Linked DNA regions of Homo sapiens: all the other regions are linked to region 1. Evidence: chromatin contacts called from ENCODE Hi-C or POLR2A ChIA-PET data. All regions are on one chromosome and are shown on one strand. Each heading gives the region's core, a stretch centred on a gene start or an enhancer-like site at or near the end of the contact. The rest is flanking DNA. Distances are from core to core; before and after follow the strand shown.

Evidence for each region. Hi-C counts contacts between places; a loop is a spot of excess contacts on that map. ChIA-PET counts read pairs that join two places held with the same protein, here RNA polymerase II (POLR2A). Pooled maps may share reads with other maps.
Region 2: a loop to region 1 is called in a pooled map, with 8 times the contacts of the local background. The contact joins the promoter of POM121 here to the promoter of ABHD11 in region 1. A Hi-C loop is called at or near these places in 2 of 37 single-sample maps with no recorded cell type and 10 of 50 pooled maps. POLR2A ChIA-PET finds 5 or more read pairs at or near these places in 2 of 52 experiments (HEK293 and activated T-cell).
Region 3: a loop to region 1 is called in a pooled map, with 12 times the contacts of the local background. The contact joins the promoter of GTF2IRD1 here to the promoter of ABHD11 in region 1. A Hi-C loop is called at or near these places in 6 of 50 pooled maps. POLR2A ChIA-PET finds 5 or more read pairs at or near these places in 2 of 52 experiments (Panc1 and activated T-cell).
Region 4: a loop to region 1 is called in a map of naive thymus-derived CD4-positive, alpha-beta T cell, with 33 times the contacts of the local background. The contact joins the promoter of RFC2 here to the promoter of ABHD11 in region 1. A Hi-C loop is called at or near these places in 2 of 168 maps with a recorded cell type or tissue (both naive thymus-derived CD4-positive, alpha-beta T cell) and 10 of 50 pooled maps. POLR2A ChIA-PET finds 5 or more read pairs at or near these places in 4 of 52 experiments (Caco-2, activated CD8-positive, alpha-beta T cell, activated T-cell and 1 more).

Annotation. Positions count from the first base shown.
Region 1 is chr7:73,737,216-73,740,317 of GRCh38, forward strand. It overlaps ABHD11 (abhydrolase domain containing 11), which reads right to left and starts at 1,587. Exons shown (of 6, transcript NM_148912.4): 1 at 1,431-1,587; 2 at 1,113-1,248; 3 at 347-520; 4 at 6-176. The coding sequence starts at 1,555. RefSeq lists enhancers at 1,386-2,043, 2,044-2,700 and a silencer at 1,608-1,707.
Region 2 is chr7:72,923,770-72,926,871 of GRCh38, forward strand. POM121 (POM121 transmembrane nucleoporin) reads left to right here and starts at 1,326. Exons shown (of 13, transcript NM_001387691.1): 1 at 1,326-1,996; 2 at 2,493-2,708; 3 at 3,033-3,102. The coding sequence starts at 1,353. RefSeq lists enhancers at 912-1,473, 1,474-2,034, 2,468-3,102 and a silencer at 1,411-1,520.
Region 3 is chr7:74,452,054-74,455,155 of GRCh38, forward strand. It overlaps GTF2IRD1 (GTF2I repeat domain containing 1), which reads left to right and starts at 1,853. Exons shown (of 27, transcript NM_005685.4): 1 at 1,853-2,123. RefSeq lists an enhancer at 149-668 and silencers at 1,554-1,903, 2,406-2,475.
Region 4 is chr7:74,252,949-74,256,050 of GRCh38, forward strand. It overlaps RFC2 (replication factor C subunit 2), which reads right to left and starts at 1,451. Exons shown (of 11, transcript NM_181471.3): 1 at 1,323-1,451. The coding sequence starts at 1,435. RefSeq lists enhancers at 483-1,085, 1,086-1,688, 1,125-1,354, 1,689-2,291, 1,765-1,844 and 2 more and a silencer at 1,405-1,524.

The DNA.
Region 1 (3,102 bases), core at 337-2,836:
ATCACCTGGATGACAGAACTGAGCTGTTCATCCGCCAGTTTTCGGGCACGGGAGCGGGGCAGCTCATCTGCGATGTTGATGGCCCTCATGGCTGCCACATAGGTTGCAAAGTGGGAGACACCTGTGCTTTCCACTGGGCTGATATCTACAGCAATGAGACGTTCCACCAGCTCTGGCTGTGGGAGAGAACCGAACTGGGACCAGTCTTAGGCAGACATAGGGAGTCTCAGGCATGGCTCCTGGAGCCTGAACTTGGTCATCCAACGATCATGTGAGTCCCAGGTTGCCTGCAGGGCCCTCAGGGTATATACTGAATGGGAGGAGGCCCCAGACATGGGCGGCTCACCCTCTGTAGTGCCAGCAGCATGGCTGTCTTTCCTCCCATGCTGTGGCCAACGACGACGCAGGGCACCAGGCCCAGCTGGGGCAGAAGGTCCTGCAGGTCCTGGCTCATGATCTCGTAGCTCATGTCTGGGCTGTGGGGGCTGTCACCGTGGTTACGAGCATCCACCGTCAGCACCTGGGGAGTGGGGTGAGACGGGGCTGCGTTGATATCCCCATTCTGGGGGTAGACAGCCAAAGGCTTGTAGGGACAGCAGGTCAAAGGTGTGGAGAGCCTGGGGATACACCCTGTGGAGGGGAAGGGCCCAGTTTCCAGACCTAGGAGGCCCAGATGAAGAACCTGGGGCCACTCTGCCAGAGAAGAGCAGGCCCCAGGGTTGTGACCACGTCTCTGAAGGGCTGGCCTGGCTGGGTGGCAATCTCGGAGAATGCCAGGAAGGAGACTCCAGGAATTTCCAACAGTAGGAGCACAGAAGAATGGGCTGCCATAAGAGGTGGTGAGCTCCCGGTCATCCCTAGTGAACAAGCAGGCCCCTTCATGGAAAGGGTGCAGGCGCCTAGGCATGGGCCAGCCCCGATGGAGATCTACAACATGAATTAATGAAGATGGCAACGTGAGGGAATAAATGGGGTTGCCGTTCAGGGTCCATACTCAGAGTGAGGGATCTGGAAGTGAGCGTGAGAAGCGGGACCCCCCCTGCCCCGCCTCCTCTCAGGCCCCGCCCACTCCCGCCCAGCCCCAAAGGAGCCCCGCCCACTCGAAAGCTCACCCTACGGCCTGTCTGCTGGGCCAAGATCTTGGCGATGGAGTTGAAGTTAGTTTTGCTGCCGAAGAGCCCGTGCAAAAAGACGACGGCCGGGAGGGCTGCCTCCCCGTCCAGAAGCCTGTAGGAAAGCGGAAGCGGCCTGGCAGGGGAAGGATCGAGGTCAGAGTCTGAGCCGGCGGAGACGGGGAAAGGGGTAGGGGGAAAGAGCTTTGGGGGAGAGGCCTGGGAGGTGACAGGCCCAAAGGGAGGAGATGGGGCCGTCGGGGCCCGGCAGGAAAAGGAGGACAGAGGATGGCCTCCCGCCCGGTGCCCTTGACTGACCTCGGCTCGGCGCCCCCTCGGCCGCCGCTGCTGCTGCTGGGTGCGACAGGCACCCTCGCGAAGCTAGGGCCGTGGGGGCCGAGTCCCTCACGCGGGAGCCTCCAGGCTCGGGTCCAGCGGAGCATGCTTGCAAGCTGTTGGCCGGCTCGCATCTCACAAGGTACGTCCTCCCCGCGCTCCTTCTCCCGCCCTAGCTCGCAGCCCCGCCCATTTCCGTCTTCAGCCGCCCCGCCCAGTTCCGACTTGAGCCCCGCCCTCTCCCCGCCCCCATCGCGGGATTCTCCGCCCTTGGTCCCGTTTCCTTACGTATCCCCGAGAACAGTCCGGCCCCGCCTCCATCCCCGCCCCTTACGCCATTACGTAATCCCCGCAGGCTTTGCGCGGGTCGCCCTGAGCGCCGCACCTGGCCTCGCCCTAGGCTGGGCAACCCGCGGTGCTTGCCCCTCCCCTCGCGAAGCGCCGCGGTGCGTAGAATCTGGGAATTCGGTCTGCGCCGCTCTGTGCGTGCTCGGTTCTGGTTGCAGCTTAGGGCTCGGTTCCCGCCCCGCACCTGCCATCGCTCACTGACCTGGGTGGCTGCCATCGTTTCTGTGCCGCCGGCGGGGGCGAGCGGCGCCAGGGTGGCTCTGGGCGGCGGAGTGCCAGTGTGGTGGCGCCGTGCTCCACTGCCGGGGGCCCGGGCAGGTTGGGCGGAGCACGGACACCCACCCATCCTGGAGTCGTCGATCTAGAAGGAGCTCGGGGGCACTCTAGAGCTCTTCCCCAAGCCCCTTCGTCCCTTTTACGTTTGGGGAAGGCTCCCCCAGTCTGATCCCACCTGCTTTTCTGCCCATACTCCCCATTCTCATACTCCCCTATCAGGCACCCTGCCTTTCAAGGTCTTCTCCACACCCCACCTCCTGCTGGGGTGCTGTCTGTCTTCCAGATAGCCAGTTGCCCGAGTCCTATACTTTTTTTTGGTGGGGGTCTTACCCTCGCCCAGGCCGGAGTGCAGTGACGCGACCGTAGCTCACTGCAGCCTCGACCTCCTGGGCTCAAGCGATCCTCCCGCCTTTGCCTCCCGAGAATCTGGGACTACAGGCGCAGACTAATTTTAACATTTTTTTTTTTTTTTTTTTTTTTACTGAATCATGGTTACAATTTTTTTTTTTAGGCCGGGTGCGGTGGCTCACGCCTGTAATCCCGGCACTTTGGGAGGCTGAGGTGGGCAGATCACCTGAGGCCAGGAGTTGGAGACCACCCTGGCCAATATGGTGGAACCCCGTCTTTACTAAAAATACAAAAATTAGCTGGGCGTGGTGGCGGGTGCCTGTAATCCCAGCTACTCGGGAGGCTAAGGCAGGAGAGTCGCTTGAACTCAGGAGGCGGAGGTTGCAATGGGCGGAAATCATGCCACTGCACACCAGCCTACCGGACGGAGACAGACTCCGTTTAAAAAAAAAAAAAATTGCCGTGGGTGGTGGCACGGCCCTGTAATCCCAGCTACTGGGGAGGCTGAGGCAGGAGAATCGTGTGAACTTGGGAGATGGAGGTTGCAGTGAGCCGAGATCTTGCCACTGCATTCCAGCCTCAGTGACAGAGCGAGACTCCATCTCAAAAAAAAAATTTTTTTTTTAAAAAATAGAAGCGGGGGCTTGCTATGTTGCCCAGGCTGGTCTCGAACTCCTGGGCT
Region 2 (3,102 bases), core at 76-2,575, 810 kb before region 1:
TTTGTATTTTTAGTAGAGACGGAGTTTCACCATATTGGTCAGGCTGGTCTCAAACTCCTGACCTCAGATGATCCGCCCACCTCGGCCTTCCAAAGTGCTGGAATTCAGGCACGAGCCACCGCGCCTGGCCTTCTTATTTTTTTTTCCTGTTATCACACTGATAACACTGAATTGCAATTTTTTTTTCTTTTTTTGAGACGGAGTCTCGGTCTGTCGCCCAGGTTGGAGTGCAGTGGCGCAATCTCGGCTCACTGCAACCTCCGCCTCCCGAGTTCACGCCATTCTCCTGCCTCAGCCTCCCAAGTTGCTGGGACTACAGGCGGCACGCCCGGCTAAGTTTTTTTTTTTTGGTATTTTTATTAGAGACGGGGTTTCACCATGTTAGCCAGGATGGTCTCGATCTCCTGACCTTGTGATCCGCCCACCCCGGCCTCCCAAAGTGCTGGGATTACAGGCGTGAGCCACCGCGCCCGGCCTGAATTGCAATCTTCTACTTACACATCTTCCTAACTAAACAGTTTCTAAAGATCAGAGATCCTATATTTTCCCCCTTAATCTCTTTAATGTACATAAACAATGGAATGAATAAATCAATGAATGAATGGCTGAGGAAACTGAACTACACCAAAGTGTATTGGCAGACTACCAGACTTTTTAAACAGCTTTATTAAGATATAATTCACATACCATGCAAATCATAGGGTGGTGCAATCACCACCACAATCTAATTTTAAACTATCTTTATGGTGCTACAAAAAAGCCTATAACCATGACCAGTCACTTTCTATTCCCCACCCCCAAACCCACTCCCTAGCCCTAGGCAACCACTAATCTACCTTCTCAGACCGTTAACTTTAGCATAGGTATAAGTCGATCACAGAGCCACAAAATCCACCCGATATCTGGGCCATGATGTGAAATTTGGTAGGTAATCGTCCCACGTTTTCAATTTGTAACATAGAAATGGAGGGGGGAGGGACTCACAACCGCTAGTAGCGTTTGTGAAAAGTACCTGGTAACAGGCTGTGCTGGAGGGGAATTCAGCCCCCATAAAAGATCACGGATTAGGAATTACGTAAGCATAGGTCTCGGGCCCTTTTATCTTGGACGCGATCCTTCCACGGGATCGCCTCCGGATGGATGTGGCGCTGGGAGCCACGCGGAAAACCTCAAGAGTCAGAAACAGGCGTTAAAGGCAGGCGGCATTTTCCAAACCAGTTGGGTCTCGGGCGCTGCCGGGCGGTAGCGTCTCCCGGAGTCGCGCGCGCATGACGTAGAGGGCGCGCGATGACGCGACGCGCGGCGCGGTGCACGCTGGGATATTTAAGTCTCCTCCGCGGCGCGGAGCCGCGATGTCTCCGGCGGCTGCGGCGGCTGGAGCAGGCGAGCGGCGGCGGCCCATAGCGAGTGTCAGGGACGGCCGGGGCCGGGGCTGCGGCGGGCCGGCCAGGGCGGTGCTCCTGGGCCTGTCGCTGGTTGGCCTCTTACTGTACCTCGTGCCGGCTGCGGCTGCACTGGCCTGGCTGACCGTGGGGGCTACCGCGGCCTGGTGGGGACTGAGCCGCGAGCCCCGAGGTTCGCGCCCCTTGTCCTCCTTCGTTCGGAAGGCGCGTCATCGGCGCCCCTTGTCCTCCTTCGTTCGGAAGGCGCGTCATCGGCGAACACTGTTCGCTTCGCCTCTGGCCAAGTCGACAGCCAACGGAAACCTCCTAGAGCCGCGGACCCTGCTCGAAGGACCTGACCCTGCGGAACTGCTACTCATGGGCAGTTACCTGGGCAAGCCCGGGCCGCCGCAGCCCGCCGCCGCTCCGGAGGGCCAGGACCTGCGGGATAGGCCTGGCCGCCGCCCACCTGCCCGCCCGGCGCCGCGCTCCCCACCGCCGCGCTCCCCACCGCCGCGCTCCCCCCCGCCCTCCCCGCCGACCCATCGCGCTCACCACGTTTACCCCTCTCTGCCCACTCCTCTTCTCCGACCCTCCAGGAGGCCTTCCCCACGGTAAGATGCGCTGATTTTGTCAGATCATCCTCTGGCTCGGCTGGCTTGAAATCGAGGACTTGACTTTTAAATCCGATTTGCTTTTTCATCAAGTCCCAAGGGGATTGTGTGTGGTTTTGCCCTCCTTAACACCTTGGTGTGTGCCAGCTGTCTCCTGGCCTCTGACTCTTGGAATGAGATGTTGTGTTGCCAAAACGATTCTCTTCTTTCCAGTTCTAAAAACTCCTCGAATTTTAGTGCAGCCTAGATGTAGTCTAGATTTAGATTTTCCCTCTCAAACTGTTGAAATCCATTGTTGAGACAGCTGTTAAGCAGCTGTCACTCTCTGGCCTTAGATGGAATAAGGGAAAGTTGCCATAAAAACACCGTGTTCTGTGTTGCTTAGAAAGAGACTTAAGTTCTTTGGAAAATGTCTGAACTGGTGGGTTTTTAACCGTTTAAAAATTTGACATTCTTTTTTGCTTTGGTTCCGTGATTTGTCTCGCATTCTCTGCAGGGATTGTGGGACTTTACCAAATCGGTTTGTAATAACACCTAGAAGACGCTATCCGATCCATCAGGCCCAGTATTCCTGTCTGGGGGTACTTCCCACCGTGTGCTGGAATGGTTATCACAAGAAGGCTGTGCTGTCCCCTCGCAACTCCAGGATGGTGTGTAGCCCAGTGACTGTGAGGATCGCCCCTCCTGACAGAAGATTTTCGCGTTCTGCGATGTGAGTATTATCGTTGGAAGAATACTCTCCCTTTTCGTGTCCACTTTATTCTTCTCCAGTTGTTCCTATGACATGACTACAACGCAGAAAAGAAAGGACGAAGCTGCTTATTTGATGAGAAATACCAAATTCTAGTAAACCCTTTTGTTTTTCACTTTTTGCTCTTAACGAAAAAGTAGCTTTACTTGCTAACGGGAACTGCTGTGAGTGTATAAATTATACTTTGGCCTGTTGGTTAGCTTCTGATTTCTTGTTTCTGAAGTCTGTGCTATATGGCATGGGAATTAAAATATCTTACAGCTAGAATCTTGTCTTTCATTGTAGACCAGAGCAGATAATCAGCTCAACACTGTCCTCACCATCAAGTAACGCCCCAGACCCATGTGCAAAGGAG
Region 3 (3,102 bases), core at 603-3,102, 720 kb after region 1:
TTCCAGTGATTCTCATGCGTCAGCCTTCTGAGTAGCTGGGATTACAGGCATGCACCACCACACCCGGCTAATTTTTGTATTTTTAGTGACCAGGTTTCGCTGTGTTGGCCATGCTGGTCTTGAACTCCTGACCTCAAGCAATCCACCCACCTTCGCCTCCCAAAGTGCTGGGATTACAGGCATGAGCCACTGAGCCCAGCCAAAAGCGTCTTATTAATGCAGAGCTAGCCAAGCAGTAGGACTGGAGTTATTACTCAAATAAATCTCCCCAAGAACTCAGAGGCTAGGGTTTTTATGGATAATTTGGTGGGCAAGGGCCCAGGGAATGGGTACTGCTGATTGGTTGGAGATGAAATCACAGGGGTGTGGCAAACGGTCCTTATGCACTGAGTCGGTCTCTGAGTGGGGGCCACAGGATGGGCTGAGTCATGAGTCACACAGGTCCAGGTGAGTCAGTCGGTTGCCCGAATGCGAAAGTCTGAAAAACATCTCCAAAGACCAATCTCAGTTTCCACAATAGAGATGCTATCTATAGGAGGAAGTGGGGAACTCACAAATCTTGTGATCTCTCGCCACATGACTCCTGAGCAGTCAGATTATAAAAACGATGCGTAGGTTTTAGCAGCGTCCAGGCCCCTCCCATAATCCTAATCTCACGGCCTTTCGTTAGTTTTACAAAGGTGGTTTTGGTCTCTTGTATAAAAAGCAGGTTAGGTTTAAGGAGTAACTATTATCATCCTTGTTTCAAAGTTGAACTATAAACTAAATTCCTCCCCCGGTTAGCTTGGCCTATGCCCCGGAATGAGTGAAGACAGCCAGCGCGTGAGGCTGGAAGCAAGATGGAGTCAGCCACGCTAAACTTCTGTCACTGTCCTAATCTTTGCAAAGGCAGTTTGGCCAGGAGGCTGTGGGGAGACCTTGTGGGTTTTGCCAGGACCTGGGAGATTCTCGATCTATGTTTGGCTGTCCTTCTAAGCCAGAAGCTCCCTGGGGTTGGGGCCTGCCTGGGGTGAGTCCCTCCCTCCCTGCCATGCCCAGTCTAGCCAAGGTCTAGTTCAGGGATCAGGGCACCACGTGGGGGAAGGACTGTGTTCCTTGTGCTGAATTAGGATTTATGGCTTTGGGGCCGGATGGGAGGCGTGCGCACTGATTCAGTAGGAGCGCTGCTGTGGTGTGTGTGTGGTTGGTGGGAGCGGGGCGGGCGGGGGGCGGGGGGGCTGGTTGGGGGGACAGGGGTAAAAGCCTATCAGAGGGAGGTCCCATCAGACAAGATGGGACCAAGAGTCCAGTTGGCTCTGCTGCGACTTTCGGCCTGTCACTGCCTTCCTGCACATCTCAGGGGTGGGAGGGGGACAAAGGCTGTAAGAGTAAGAGGTACCTGGCCCAAGCCTTAGGACTAGAACCCGGGCCAGGCGGGAGTGACCAGCCGGGACACTCAGGGCCTCCGCGCGTTCCAGCTGGGTGACCTTGACCCTCCAACTTCAGCCCCCTGCGCCCGGCTGCTCTCCCAGTGGTGGTGGGGAGCGGTGGGGGTAGACGGGGGCGCGCCCAGGCTTTTCTAATCCGGCGCTGGTGGGGGAGAACCGAGGGCGCCACCGCCCCTCCCCGCAGGTCCGGGGCCGAGGGGTGCGGCGCGCTCTCCCCACCGCGGTGCCCAGGTCCCCGGGACGCAGGGGCGCTGGGTAGCAAGGGGGGTGCGCAGGGGCGCGGGGCGCGGGGCGGGCTAATCCCGTATGTAAATGGCAGCCAATGGAGGGTGGTGTTGCGCGGGGCTGGGATTAGGGCCGGGGCGAATGGCTGGCAATCTTACTGGGATTACAGAACAAAGAGCCTCCCCGCGCTCCCGCTCTCCGCTCCTCTCCCCGCGCCGCCCCGCCCTCCGCCGCAGCCCGCGCCGGGGGTGGGGGCCGCCGAGCGCCAGCCCCCCGGCCGGCCGATTCCCCCCCCGCGCCCCCTCCCCGCGCCTCCCTCCCCGCCCTCGCCGCGCCGCCGTCCTCGCCTCCCTCTGCCTCTCCTTCCCCCATTCTCCCGGATTAATTAAGGAGGCAGCGGCAGGAGGCTGAGTCCTGGCCGCGGGCCGGGGCCGGGGCGCCGCTGGCAGGAGCGCTTGGGGATCCTCCAAGGTAGGAGAAACTTTTGCGGGGGGCGGGCACCGAGGCCCTTCTCCCCTTCTCCCCCACCCCCGCCCCCGATCCCCTCCGCCTCCGGGGGGGGGGGTCCCCGCCCCTCCCCCTCTCAAGGTGTTACAGGAGCTGGGGCCGGCTTTTGGGTGCCCGGGGAGGCACGTGACTGGGATTATAATTCGGGCCCGGGGGGAGGGGAGGGACGGCCGCCCCCCACCTGCCCGGGAGGGGCCGGGAGCTGGGAGCTGTCACCCCCTCCCTCCTTGCCACCGGCTCTTCTGGAGGTGGGGGGCGTCCCGGGCCGGCGCCCGCAGGCTGCTGCAGTTGGCGAATGAGGTCAGTCGCGCTGCCCGCGGTGGCGGGCGCCGGGGTGGGAGCAGAGGGGGCTGGGAAGGCCGCGGTCCCCGCCTTTCCCCCCTCCACCTTCTCCCGGTCTGGGCCAGCCCCTGGCCCGCGCCCCCAACTCCCAGGCGGAGTCCAGTCCAGCCAGGATTGCCCCAGCAGGGTGGTTCCTGTAGTGGACCCCCCGCCCCGGCCCCGGGGAGGGGGCTGGCCTGTGTGGTGGTGGCCGCTGAATCCCGGGTGGAGGGGACTCAGAAGGTGGCAGTGGGGGGACCACAAAGGGTTCAGAGGAGTAAGTTGGGGATACTCGGTCTGTGGGTGGTCTCTGAGTTCCTGCAGATGGGTGGAGAGGACAGAGGAGGGGCCACAGGGTGCTGAACACCCACCCGCCCCATCCTAAGTACCCTGGGCATGATGGGCTTGACACCTCTCCTGGGCTCCTCACCCCTGGCCAGCAGCCAGGGAGTGAGACCCTGCCTCGCCTGGCGTGGGCCCAGGGAAGGGGGCCGCTGTGCCGCTGAGAGTTCGTTCCACCCTCCTGGCAGTGCTGGAGGGGGCTGGAGCTCTGGCGTCTGGCCTAGTGACCCTACCTCCCAGGACCAAGGTCCTGCGGTGGGAGTCTCCTGTGTCCCCATCC
Region 4 (3,102 bases), core at 201-2,700, 520 kb after region 1:
AAATAAATAAAATGTAATAAGATGCCCAAGTGCCATTTGAAAAGTTAAAGGCATGAGAATTGTACAGCATAGGCTTCAAACCTGCCACAGCAGAGAAACACCTGTTGCTGCTGGAGCACGGCCAGCACAGGTCATCTGGAGCAATGTGACACTGTGCTGCAACCCTGTCCGCCCGTCACAAGAGGCCCAGCACATACAGCACTGACATCATTTGGTGTGACAACATGGGTGCAACCAAGCTCCTTTCTCATCCCTTACCTGCCAGTTTCTTTTCTTTTTTTTTTTTTTGGAGACAGAGTTTTGCTCTTGTTGCCCAGGCTGGAGTGCAATGGTGCGATCTTGGGTCACTACCAACCTCAGGTGATCTGCCCACCTCAGCCTCCCAAAGTGCTGGGATTACTGGCGTGAGCCACCATGCCAGGCAAGGATTACCTGCCAGTTTCTGCAGACGTGTGCCAAATACACAGCATAGCTGGCTAGACACCGTAGGCCTAGGCTGGGTACAGTGGCTCATGCCTGTAATCCCAGCACTTTGGGAAGGCGAGGCGGACGGATCACTTGAGATCAGGACTTCGAGACCAGCCTGGCCAACATGGTGAAACCCAGCCTCTACTAAAAACACAAAATTAGCAGGGTGTGATGGTACATGCCTGTAATCCCAGCTACTAGGAAGGCTGAGGCAGAATTGATTGAACCAGGGAGATGCAGGTTGTAGTGAGCAGAAATCACACCACTGCACTCCAGCCTGTGTGACAAAGTGTGACTCCATCTAAAAAAAAAAAATTAACTGGGCATGGTGGTGCGTGCCTGTAGTCCCATCTACTTAGGAGGCTGAGGCAGGGGGATCACTTGAGCCAAGGAGCTGGACATCAGCCTGGGCAACACAGCAAAACCCCCGTCTTGATTTTTTTAAAAAAATTTCAAATGTAAATGTTATTGAACCTAACAGTCAAAATATTATTTTCAACATGTAATCGATATTTTTTTTAAAAGATTGAAGTTTTTGAAAACACTAGGTCATACACTACTATACACAAAAACTTTTGAAAAAACCAACTAGGTCAGAGTAGGTGGCCACCCGGGGTAGCCCTAATTGTCATAAGCATTGTAGTGAGCGAGACTCCGCTCGCAGAGTTTAGACCGGCCACTCTCGATCCATGTCCGTCGCCTTCTTGAAATCATCTCGATGCCACCCGGGGCCTCCTCCTCCCTCGGGATTCCCCAAAACGAGCCCCTGACCCCCGAGTTTCTCCGGAGCACGGCCCGCCACTCGCCCACCCTCACGTCCAAACGCGCCCATTCTTTACGGCCTGGGACCTCACCACGGCAGTTCGTAGTGGCCGGCGCTGCCGGGGGCCTTGCTGAAGGCAGGGGCAGGGTCAGAGTCCTGGGCCTCCACCTCGCCCGCGCCACCACAGACGGCCTCCACCTCCATTCTCGCGCCTCCTCTTCCCGCCACCCGAGGCACCGCCCCTTGACGCCGCCACGCAAGCCCCGCCCCCTGGCTTCCGCCGGGCGCGAGCGGAAGTTACGTACCCGCGCCTCTCTGTGCCTGCGAAGAGGGTTCCGGTGGTGCCCTGGCGGCCATCGCTGGAGGCCGCGGTTGCTATGGGAGACCTGGCGCCCGGCCTGGGAGCGACAGGAAGGCGAGCTGTGGCCGCGACGCCTTCCGAGAAAGCAGGTCGCTCTCGGAACGGACGTTTGTGTGTGGTTTCTGTGGAAGATCCGCTCCGCGGCGGCGTGGGAGGAGCAGGGCCTGGAGGGGTTGCGGCCAAACGCGGGCTTCGGTGTTGGGACACGGACAACGCTGGCGTCCGGGCGCTGCTGGGCAGCGGGGTCCGGGGATGACGTCTGGGGCTGCCCGTGCCCACTTTTCCAGATTGCTCTGAATGTCCTAGTGAGCTGCTCCCGTTGGGTAGGCTCCTGCGCCTCAACCGCGCTCGGTACTCGACGTTTATTATCAGGGAATTCTCGGCTGCAAGATGGGAATTCCACCCCCACCCCATTTTGCAGAGGAGGAAACTGAAACCGTCCTTTTGTCAGATGAAATGCAATGTTCATTCCAGGAAAATAGGGACTCAAGGCCGGTGCGGTGGCTCACCCCTCTAATCCCAGCACTTTGGGGGACAGAGACCGGAAGAGCGATTAAGCCCAGGAGTTCGAGACCAGCCTGGGCAACAAAGTGAGATCCCCGTCTCTACAAAAATAAAAATTAAAAAAGTAGCCGGGCGTGGTGGCGCGCACCTGCAGTTCCAGCTACTCAGGAAGCTGAGGCGGAGGAGTGCTTGAGCCCAGGAGGTGCAGGCTGCAGTGATCTCTGATCACACCACTGCACTCCAACCTGGTCTGCAGCAAGACCCTGTCTCAAAAAAGAAAAAGTAAATACTTCAACCTTGCAAGGGTTTTGAGCATTCTTATGGGCTGTTTTTCTACCCAATCTTTCCTCCCATAGCCCAAATTGTCATAATATTCAATAATGATGATCCCAGAACTTTGGGAGGCTAAGGTGGGAGGATCCCTCAAGCCGAGGAGTTTGAGACCAGCCTGGGCAACATGGTGAGACCCCATCTCTACAAAAAAAATTTTTTAAATTATCCAGTTGTGGTGGTACGCGACAGTAGTCCCAGTTACTCGGGAGGCTGAGGCAGGAGAATCGGTTGAGCCCATGAGGTTGAAGCCACAGTGAACCATGATCAAGTCAATGTACTCCAGCCCCGGGGGACAGAGTGAAATCCTGTTTCTAAAAAAATAAGAAGAAAAGAAAGTAGGTACTTCAGATTCACAAGTGCTTTGACCATTCTTTGTTTTGTTTCTTGTTTTTTGTTTTTGAGATGGAGTCTCACTCTGTCACCCAGACTGGAGTACAGTGGTGTGATCTCAGCTCACTGCAATGTCAGGCTCCCAGGTTCAAGTGATTCTCCTGCCTCAACCTCCCGAGTAGCTGGGACTACAAGCGTGTGCCACCACACCTGGCTAATACTTGTATTTTCAGTAGAGATGGGGTTTCGCCACGTTGACCAGGCTGGTCTCAAACTCCTGACTTCAAGTGATCCGCTTGCCTCAGCCTCCCAAAGTGCTGGGATTACAGGTGTGAGCCACCGC